Regions from separate parts of the Homo sapiens genome. Here region 1 is linked to region 2. The links are chromatin contacts, found by Hi-C in ENCODE. All regions are on one chromosome and are shown on one strand. The core of a region is the stretch at or near the end of the contact, and the rest is flanking DNA. Distances in the headings are between cores, read along the strand shown.

What was found. Hi-C counts contacts between places; a loop is a spot of excess contacts on that map. Pooled maps may share reads with other maps.
Region 1: a map with no recorded cell type shows a loop between it and region 2 (8-fold over the local background). The contact joins two enhancer-like sites. A Hi-C loop is called at or near these places in 2 of 37 single-sample maps with no recorded cell type and 2 of 50 pooled maps.

Annotation. Positions count from the first base shown.
Region 1 is chr6:2,937,515-2,942,874 of GRCh38, forward strand. No RefSeq gene overlaps it. Among named protein-coding and RNA genes, the nearest start is that of SERPINB6, 31 kb to the right of the region's middle. Within about 2 kb of position 2,882, at least 9 of the 41 ENCODE cell types and tissues checked have a DNase peak (open chromatin) inside an H3K27ac peak, as active enhancers do.
Region 2 is chr6:1,736,604-1,741,993 of GRCh38, forward strand. All of the region lies in intron 8 of GMDS (GDP-mannose 4,6-dehydratase), which reads right to left. Among named protein-coding and RNA genes, the nearest start is that of FOXC1, 130 kb to the left of the region's middle. RefSeq lists an enhancer at 3,063-3,402. Within about 2 kb of position 2,829, at least 2 of the 41 ENCODE cell types and tissues checked have a DNase peak (open chromatin) inside an H3K27ac peak, as active enhancers do.

The sequences.
Region 1 (5,360 bases), core at 1,632-4,131, 1.2 Mb after region 2:
TAAATTGTGAATTTTAAAAATTCAATTTGATCTTTTCCAAACATTTTTAAAGAACGATTTGACAGTCTTAGGTCCTCTAATAAAAATCACTTGCAGTGAATTTTTAAAAAATGGACAAGTAATAGTTGTGTAGACTTTTGCAATGTTATGTTTTGATACATGCTTACATGGTAGTGAAACTGGGCAAGTTCCCTTGTTCCTCTCGGGATGTGTGATGGGGCTGATGGCTCACTTTAGTGCCCTGCTGCTCCAACTTTTAGGAGAGAATACAGACAGGTAGGCTGTGGGGCTCCAACCCTTTTGCAGTGTCTAGGGCTGAATGTTTACAACTCCTGAAGCTCCACTGGGCATGTGTTAGAGTGCTTTTTTAGTTTAGCTATCCATAGGTGGCTTGTGTTAACCAGTTCAATCAGACCCCTACCTTATCGCAAGGACAGAGGGCTTTCTGTATCCTGGGGTTCCTGCCTTGGTGTACCAGAAGAATCGGATCACATGTGGGCTTGGAGAATGAGTGCAAGGTAAGTCTGGCAACCTGGGCTCTCCTTCAACTGCCCCCGTCAAACTGCGTTGTTCTGCCGGTGGATGGCCTGCCTGCATGCCGGTGCCTGCTGGTGCATCCCATTCCTCTCAACTTCCAGCCGCTCGTGTGTTCCTCCACTGATGTACTCCTCTCGATATGCAGCCACCTGTGTGTCTGCCTGCTAGCGTCTCAGGGTTTTACAGGCACAGGGTAGGGGCGTGGCAGGCCAGGGTGGTCTTGAGAAGTGCAACATTGGGGCAGGAAAACAAAAATGCCTGTCCTCAACTAGGTCCGTGGGCACAGGCCCAGGGTTGGAGCCCTAGCCAGGGACCACGCCCTTCCCCCCCCCGCCATGTTATTTAAAGAGAGCACACCCTTCCATATCAGTGGAATGGCTAAAACAAGCTAATTCCCATACGCATTACCTCATCTATTTTTTTTGTGATGAGAATGTCAGAGTAGGCGGTTAGACGTGAGCAGGGCATGCACGGGCCCCCAAGAATGTTGGACATTTGTCAAGCCACAGTCACAATTATAAATCTGTCCCTCTGAAATAATGAGCAAGACAAGGAAGGGACCCCAGAGCTGTCTGGTTCTCATTGGGACCGGGATTGAAGGGCATAAAACTATCCCTCTAGGGTAATAAGTGGCCATGGCTGGCGCTGGGAATAACAGGAGTCTTGCAACAGACAGAAGACACCTGGAGTTAGCAAGGCAGTCCCAGACAAGGTTTTGAGCATGTGCAGTAATAGAAAGGTGTGAAATTTACCCGGTGTATGACTTTCCTCTAGGGGCGCTCGACCAGTAAGGGAGAATTGCATCTAATGGGCATGCGCACAACTTCAGTAACCATCCAGCGCCTACTGGGAGGGCTACTGGGCATGCAATACTTGAGGGCCAGCCCGGGAGGTGAAGAACAAAGAGTGGAGACAGCCTGGAAAAGAGTAAGGGGTATAAAAACTGTAAGCAGGCCTGGGGTGGTGGCTCACGCCTGTAGTTCCAGCACTTTGGGAGGCTGAGGCAGGTGGATCATGAAGTCAGGAGATCAAGACCATCCTGGTTTACATGGTGAAACCCTGTCTCTACTAAAAATACAAAAAATCAGCCAGGCGTGGTGGCAAGCACCTGTAGTCCCAGCTACTCGGGAGGCTGAGGCAGGAGAATCGCTTGAACCCTGGAGACAAAGGTTGCAGTCAGCTGAGATTGTACCACTGCACTCCAGCCTGGGCAATAGAGCGAGACTCCGTCCAAAAAAAAAAAAAAATCAAAGCGGAAGCAGCACTTGATTTTTGAAGTCTCCTGCTTGACCCTCTTCCAAGCCTACTTTCTCCAATGAACTTTCACATTGCTTAAAATAAATGTTCCCTTGCCTGTCTCTCATTTGAATTCTTTCCTTTTAAAAGTACAAAGTGAGAAGTGACAGCATGCTGGCAGTCCTCACAGCCCTCGGTCGCTCTGGGTGCCTCCTCTGCCTGGGCTCCCACTTTGGCGGCACTTGAGGAGCCCTTCAGCCCGCCGCTGCACTGTTGGAGTCCGTTTCTGGGCTGGCCACGCAAGGCCGGAGCCGGCTTCCTCAGCTTGCAGGGAGGTGTGCAGAGAGAGGCGCCAGCGGGAACTGGGGCTGTGCGCGGCGCTTGCGGGCCAGCTGGAGTTCCGGGTGGGCGTGGGCTTGGCGGGCCCCGCACTCGGAGCAGCCGGCCGGCCATGCCGGCCTCGGGCAATGAGGGGTTTAGCACCCGGGCCAGTGGCTGCAGAGGGTGTACTGGGTTCCCCCATAGTGCCAGCCCACCAGCGCTGCGCCCTATTTCTCACTGGGCCTTAGCTGCCTTCCCGCGGGGCAGGACTTGGGACCTGCAGCCCGCCATGCCCGAGCCTCCCTGATGAACACCACCCCCTACTCCATGGCTCCCAGTCCCATCGACCACCCAAGGGCTGAAGAGTGTGGGCGCATGGCGTGGGAGTGGCAGGCAGCTCCACCTGCAGCCCCAGTACAGGATCCACTGGGTGAAGCCAGCTGGGCTCCTGAGTCTGGTGGGGACCATGGAGAACATTTGTGTCTGGCCCAGCGATTGTAAATACACCAATCGGCACTCTGTATCTAGCTCAAGGTTTGTAAACACACCAATCAGCATCCTGCATCTAGCTCAAGGTTTAGTGAATGCACCAATTGACACTCTATATCTAGCTACTCTGGTGGGGCCTTGGAGAACCTTTATGTCTAGCTCAGGGATTGTAAACGCACCAATCAGCGCCCTGTCAAAACAGACCACTTGGTTCTACCAATCAGCAGGATGTGGGTGGGGCCAGATAAAAGAATAAAAGCAGGCTGCCGGAGCTTGTAGTGGTAACCCGTTGGGGTTTTCTGTGCTGTGATAAGGTTTGTTCGTTTGCATTTGGCGTCTGCGTTGCCTTTATGAGCTGTAGCGCTCACTGCGAAAATTGTCACTTTATTTCTGAAGTGGGTGAGATGACGAGCCCGGCAGGAGGAACGAAACACTCATCTGTGAAAGTTGCAACTTCATTTCTGAAGTAGGTGAGACGACTCTGTGAAAGTTGCAACTTCATTTCTGAAGTGGGTGAGACGACGAGCCCATTAGGAGGAACGGAACACTCACTGCGAAAGTTGCAATTTCATTTCTATAGTGGGTGAGACGACGAGCCCAGTGAGAGTGAACGAACAACTCCAGGCGCGCCGCCTTAAGAGCTATAGTATTCACTGAGGGTTTGCGGTTTTATTCTTGAAGTCAGTGAAACCAAAAACCAATTTCTGGGTGTAAAAAGACCAAGGTTCTTGCAAGGTTGCTCCTCCCAAATTCCTTCAGATAGGGGAAGACACACAGTTTACAAGAACATTTTGAATCTTACTCATTTTCAAGTATATAATATATATTTTTAATTGTAGCCAACATGACTTACAATAAGTAAACTTAAAAAGATATAAGCCACCCATGTTGGGTGTGGGGGTACATGCCAGTAATCCCAGCTGCGTGGGAGGCTGAGGTGGGGTAGATTGCTGGAGTCCAGGAATTTGAGGCCAGCCTGGGCAACATAACACCCCATTTCTGAAAGTAAACAAAGCCCTAATTATGTTCATTTTCCCCCTTCATTTTCAGATTTCCCATTTTGGCCACGCTTCACATGCGACACATATAGAAGTACACAGCAGCTTCCCCCCTTACCTGCAAGGGATATGTTCAGAGATCTCCAGTGGATGCCTGAAACTATGGATAGTACTGAATCCTATATATACTGTTTTTTTCTATACATATAATAAAGTTTATAAATTAGGTACAGTAAGAGATTAAAAACTCAAAATATGAGTTAAACTCATATGCAATATAATATATGCAATAAAATTGAAATACTGTCAAACTCTGTAAAGTATTTGAAGAGATTTGTTCTGAGCCAAATGTGAGTGACCGTGGCCTCTGACACAGCCCCTGGAGATCCTGAGAACACGTGCCCAAGGTGGTGGTGGTCAGGGGGGAGCTTCTGGGTCGCAGGTGGATTCCAAGATTTTCTGGTTGAAAGTTCATCTAAAGACCTGAAATCAATAGAAGGGAGTGTGTGGGTTAAGATAAGGTGTTGTGGAGACCAAGGGTCTTATTCTGCAGATGAAGCGAGCAGGCTTCAGAGAGCATCTATTGTAAATGTCTCTTTTCAGACTCTCCTGGATCAGGAGAAAGACCCGGAAAGGGAAGGAGATTATCTACAAAAATGTAGATTTTCCCCACAAGAGGCAGCTTTGCAGGGCCATTTCAAAATATGTCAAAGAAATATGTTTTGGGGTAAAATACTTCAATTTCTTTCAGGGCCCGTTGTCTGTCATGTTGGTAGCTAATTGCTAGATAGAGTCTGTTTTGTCAGCGTTAAGGTCTGTTTTAATGTAATGCTGGTCAGCTGTGCCTGAATTCCAACGGGAGGAAGGTAGAATGAGGCATGTCTGAGCCCCTCCTCCCTATTTCACATCGTGGCCTGAACTAGTGTTTCAGGTTTACTTTCGAATGCCTTTGGCTGAGAGGAGGGGTCCATTTGGTTGGGGGGCTTAGAATTTTATTTTTGGGCCAGGCTTGGTGGTTCATGCCTATAATCCCAGCGCTTTGGGACGCTGAGGCGGGCGGATCACCTGAGGTCGGGAGTTCGAGACCAGCCTGACCAACACAGAGAAACCCTGTCTCTACTAAAAATACAAAATTATCTGGGCGTGGTGGCGCATGCCTGTAATCCCAGCTACTCGGAAGGCTGAGGCAGGAGAATCGCTTGAACCCAGGAGGCGGAGATTGCGGTGAGCCGAGATCGCGCCGTTGCACTGCAGCCTGGGCAATAAGAGTTAAGCTCCATCTCAAAAAAAAAAAAAAAAAGTATTTTATTTTTGGTTTACAATAACATACTGTAATAAAAGTTACGTAAATATAGGCCAGGCGCGGTGGCTCACGCCTGTAATCCTAGCACTTTGGGAGGCTGAGGCCGGCAGATCACTTGAGGTCAGGAGTTTGAGACCAGCCTGGTCAACATGGTAAAACCCCATCTCTACTAAAAATACAAAAATTAGCCGGGCGTGGTGGTGCACCCCTGTAATCCTAACTACTCAGGAGGCTGAGGCAGGAGAATCTCTTGAACCAGGGAGGTGGAAGTTGCAGTGAGCCAAGATCACGCTGCACTGCAGCCTGGGGGACAAGAGCGAAACTCCGTCTCAAAAAAAGTTATGTAAATATGATCTCTCTCTCTCCCTCTCTCTCTCTCACACCCACAGTGCTGTACTCACCTATTTTTGGACCATGGGTAACTGAAACACTGGAAAATGAAACCTTCAATAACTGGTAACTACTGTGTAGGTGCC
Region 2 (5,390 bases), core at 1,579-4,078:
ACTCCACCTGGTCACAGCATGGACATCAAAAGAAGCTTTGGCAAGCTGCTGAGGTGGGAGTTAAATCTATCTCAGGGATCAACGGTGGCTGGTCTAAACACACCACATTGAAAGGTTAGGGAATAATACAGAGCTGCAGTGAGTTTCCTTCTCCTGACTTTGCCCCTACATAGAACCCTTAGAAGTATGGCTCATTACATGAGAGTTCTGTTCATCACCAACAACTGACTGAGTGGAGGGATGTGCTCTCCCACAGTGAGTTTGACAGTCCCAAGCTCTGCAAATTCCCGAGGAATGCATTACAGTAGCTACACTGGCTGCAGGATCCACCCCCTGGAACCTGCTGCCAGGCCTTCCTTCTCAGGAGCTGTCTTCAAGATCGGCCTCCAGAGGCTTCATGAAGCTTAGGACCCAGGGTCCAGAAATCCCATCCATCAGGAAACAGTGTCAAATGAAGGGAGCAAGGTGCATGAGCACAAAACAGCTTGTTACCTCTGCCAGGAGGATTTTAGAAATGGGTTTCTTTTCTGATGTATAACAATGTTGCCCTTGTTACTTTTACTGAAAATGTAAATTCAGTACCACAGACTACAATAACACTTTCCATGTCTGAAACATTACCCACCTCCCACAACGACAACAAGCAGCAGATGTTGGTTCTCACCTGGTTGTAGGGTACTCTTACAACTCTCTTCTCAAAATTTAACAAGATTAATGACAGAAAATTAGTCAAGACAAGTATTTGCCTGTTTGGGTTATCCTACTATCATCTTAATTGTAGGAGAAAAGTGTTTCCTTTTCACACTACATACTTAGTGGTAAGTTGATGTGAAAGGAAAAACAAAACACAGCACTAAAAAGAGCCCCAACAATGCAATGTGCTCCACACACACACAAACACACACACACACACACACAGAGATACACACACATACACACCACACACACAGATACACACACACACCACACACACAAAAATACACACACATACACACACCACACACACCACAAACACACACACAGATACACACGCACACATACATACACATACACACACCACACACACAGATATACATACACACATACATACACACACACGCACACACCACAAAGACACACCACAAACACACACACACATACACATACACATACACACACACCACACACACAGATACACATACATACACACATACATACACACACATACACACACACCACAAAGACACACCACACACACAGATACGCGCACAGATATGCACACATACACACATACATACACACGCAACCCCACACACATACACACCACACACCACACACAGATACATACACACCACACACACATACACAGATACACACATACATACACACACATACACACACACCACAAACACACCACACACACAGACACACATACACACATACACACACCACACACACACACCACATACACCACACACATACACACATACCACACACACACCACACACATACACACCACACATATACACACACACCACACACCCATACACACATACACACACAGATACACATACACACACACAGACACATACACACACACATATACACACATACACACACACATACACACACACAGATGCTATCAAAAGAAAGCAGTTGTCATAAGGCTGCCTTTCTCAATACAAATGACTGTGTAAGAATTTAAAACGTTACCTTACATTTTATCAGGACTGCATGTGGTACTGATCTGCTTCCCCGAATATCTTCTACTAACCCAAACTCAAATTAATGTGCTATTTTCTAATAAATGCAAAACAAAAATTATTCAAATTACTCAAGTGATGTCAAAGACTTCAAGAGGAAATATCTGTGTCGATTCTAAATATACAGATGGCGACACGTGTCAAGCCTTTTCGGAGAACATTACAACGGATAAATTTTAAAAACGATAACAAAAATGGGAAGAGACAGCAGAGCTTAGAATAGCAAAAGTGAGAATGTTCCAGATGCTGATTGGTGTGTCTGATACGGTACAGCCTCATGTAATATGAGGCAAGGACACAAAGCACAACAAGTAGAACTCTGAGCTAGCAGAAAGCTTTCTAGCTTAATTAATGGCAATGCTAATGAGACTAGAGAGCTTGGCTGTCCTTCACCCTCTACATCTGGCTGTTCACCAAATCCCGCTGATTCTAAGACTCAAATCAATCGCTCCTCTCCCTCTCCATGTTCTCGGCTGAATGCAGATCCTCCTCATCCTTAGCTGGACAGCTCCAACAAGCCTCTAGGGAGGAAGCATGGTGGTTTCCCTCAAGCTGTCCCCACCATATGAGAGGGAATAAGGCTAACCATGAAATCTGCGGAAATCAGGATGACAGTGGGTGTTTCTGGGAGGACTTTCTGGATAAGCTGGCTTTTGGGATATCCACTTGTGCTTAATTAAGTATTTACAGAGCACCGTCAGCTGTTGAGAGCACTGAGGATAACCTGGGAAGGAGACGATGCCCACAGGCATGAAGACCTGGGTCTGTGTTCACTGCAAATATCCTATCACAAAGTTTTTTTTGACAGCATATGAACAAGAAGGATAAAAAGTGCACATAAAGGAAAGAGGAGCGTCTTGGGTCACAACATACTCATTTCAGACCCTGGCTCTGCTACTCCCTTGCTGTGTGACCTGGGGAGAGCACTGAACTGCACTGTGCCTCAGTTTCCTTCTCAGTGCAATAGTGCCCCAGCCCTGGAAATTAAACACAGTAGGGGTGCGGCTCCTGGCATGCCTCCAGGCTCGCCCTAACCACTCCCTGCGTGCCGCGGTGAGCATGGGCTGTCTCTGTCTGTCTTGGAGCACATCCTGCCGTTCTTCTGCAATAGCATCCTGCTATAGGGGAAGACCCTGCTCCCCCGCATTCAAACAGTGGACTTTCAGTGGGGCTGCTCATCCCAGAATCCTCACACCCTGAAAACAGGCCAAGGCCTGGGATCCAGTCCCACGCTGGCCACAGCGACAGGTCTAGGGATAACTGCAGGACCCACAAGGGCCAGCCACAGTCCTTCCTCAGGATTTTTCTAGGTGGATTGTTCTTAAAGGTTCTATTCCTCTTTTGACTGTGTGAGGCTGTGTCCCCAGAAAGGCAGTCTAGACTGCCCTCTGCCATGGGGAGCAGCTGAGGGATGGAGGCAACATCCCAGGGCACTGGAGCCAAGAAGCAGAGGGGCCCTGAAGGAGCACCAGGTACCTAAGGCTACTCTGAGTTCAGTTTCAGTTCCTGAAAAACAGAAGAACTCTGACTGCTGGGAAAGTCCATTCACTTTTCTCCCTTTCCTAATATAGTACTAAACAGTTTCACTATGCTTAAGCCTTTATTAGCATAGATACTTCACACATTTAAAAAATAATTCATGCGTATCATCCTTCGCAACTTTTGGAGCATAACAGGACACTCCTAATAATAAAATGTCATGTTTGATTCCTACAGAGAACATAAACAAAAGTGCACATATTTTTTAAAGAATAAGATGTTATGCTTACATCTTATTTTTCTCATTAAACTTGTTTAAGTATAATCTGTGTTATTCACATATACAATATAAATTTGTTAAAATATGTTAGAGAGTTATTAAAAAAAGTAATTAATGAGAGTGGCAGATATTAATTTCTGCTAAACTATACGTTTTAATTAAAATTTTTGGGCCAGGTGCGGTGGCTCATGCCTGTAATCCCAGCACTTTGGGAAGCCGAGGTGGGCGGATCACTTGAGGTCAGGAGTTTGAGACCAGCCTGGCCAATATGGTAAAACCCCGTCTCTACTAAAAATACAAAAATTAGATGGGCGTGGTGGTCCATGCCTGTAATCCCAGCTACTTGGGAGGCTGAGGCAGGAGAATCACTGGAACCCAGAAGGCGGAGGTTGTAGTGAGCCAAGATCGTGCCACTGCACTCCAGCCTGGGGGACAGAGTGAGACTCCGTCTCAAAAAAAAAAAAAAAGGAGGGTTACTTAGAAGCAACATAAATTTTATATTTGAAAAGTATAAAAAAACCCTCAATTCCAAACATAATCAATCCAACAATGCATTTTTCAGTCCACAAGAGAAGAAGGCCAATTTTTTTTTTTGAAAAATGAGGTATCTTCTTTAAAAAATAAAATAGAAGGCCAAAAGAATCAACATAACCAAATTACACTTCAAAGATTATTTTATATCTTCTTGCTTCCTATCTATATGCTATTTTCCAACTCCCCATATTATACGTAAAATTTGAAAAAGATCTTATTTTTGCCTTAATTTTCTATAATTAATGTCATTAGTTTCCTGCACAAAGTTTTCATGCAAAACAAATTTATGTAACTCTTGGCCACGAATTGTCAATATTTTTCATAAAATTGGAAGTATATTGAGACAAAATGTTCACAAAATAATTGGGCAGTATCTCTTTTTCTGAGTGTTCTTATTTTTGTTTTTAAAATTTTAATTGACACATTATAATTGTACACATTTATGGGGTACATTTTGATATTTTGACACATGTATATGTTGTATAATGATCCATTCAGGGTAGTTAGTGTATCTCTATCAGCTCATGCACATATTTCTTTCTGGTGACAACATTAAAAATTCTCTCTTCCAGCTATTTTGACATATACAATAGGTATTGTTAACCTTAGACACCCTATTGTACAACAGAATACCAGAACTTATTTCTCCTATCTTATTGTTACTTTGTACCCATTTACCATTCTCTCCCCAGCCTCTTTCCACCCATCCCTTCCTCAGCTTCTGGTAAGCACCATTCTACTCTCTGCTTCTCTATCATCTTTCTTTAGATTTCACAGGAGTGATATCATTCAGTACTTGTCATTCTGTGTCTGGCTTCTTTCACATAACATGATGAAAGAAATTTGGAAAATTTTCCAAATTTCTTTCATCTTTCTTTTAAGATGTTTTTGGCCAGGCGTGGTGGTTCATGCCTGTAATCCCAGCACTTTGGGAGGCCAAGGCGGGTGGATCACCTGAGGTCAGGAGTTCGAAGACTAGCCTGGTCAACACAATGAAACCCCATCTCTACTAAAAATACAAAAATTAGCTGGGCATGGTGGGGCATGCCTGTAATCCCAGCTACTTGGGAGGCTGAGGCAGGAGAATTGCTTGAACCTGGGAGGTGGAGGTTGCAGTGAGCCAAGATCGCACCACTGCACTCCAGCCTGAGCAACAGAGCAAGACTCTGTCTCAAAAAAAAAAAAAAAAAAAAAAAAAAGAAGGTGCTTATATTGAGACAAAACATTTAAAACTAAAAAAAGTAAAATAAAATAGTATTTAAAAATAAATGAAAGTAAAAACATCTTTCTTTTTTTTTTTTGAGATGGAGTCTTGCTCTTTCACCCAGGCTGGAGTGCAATGGCATGATCTCAGC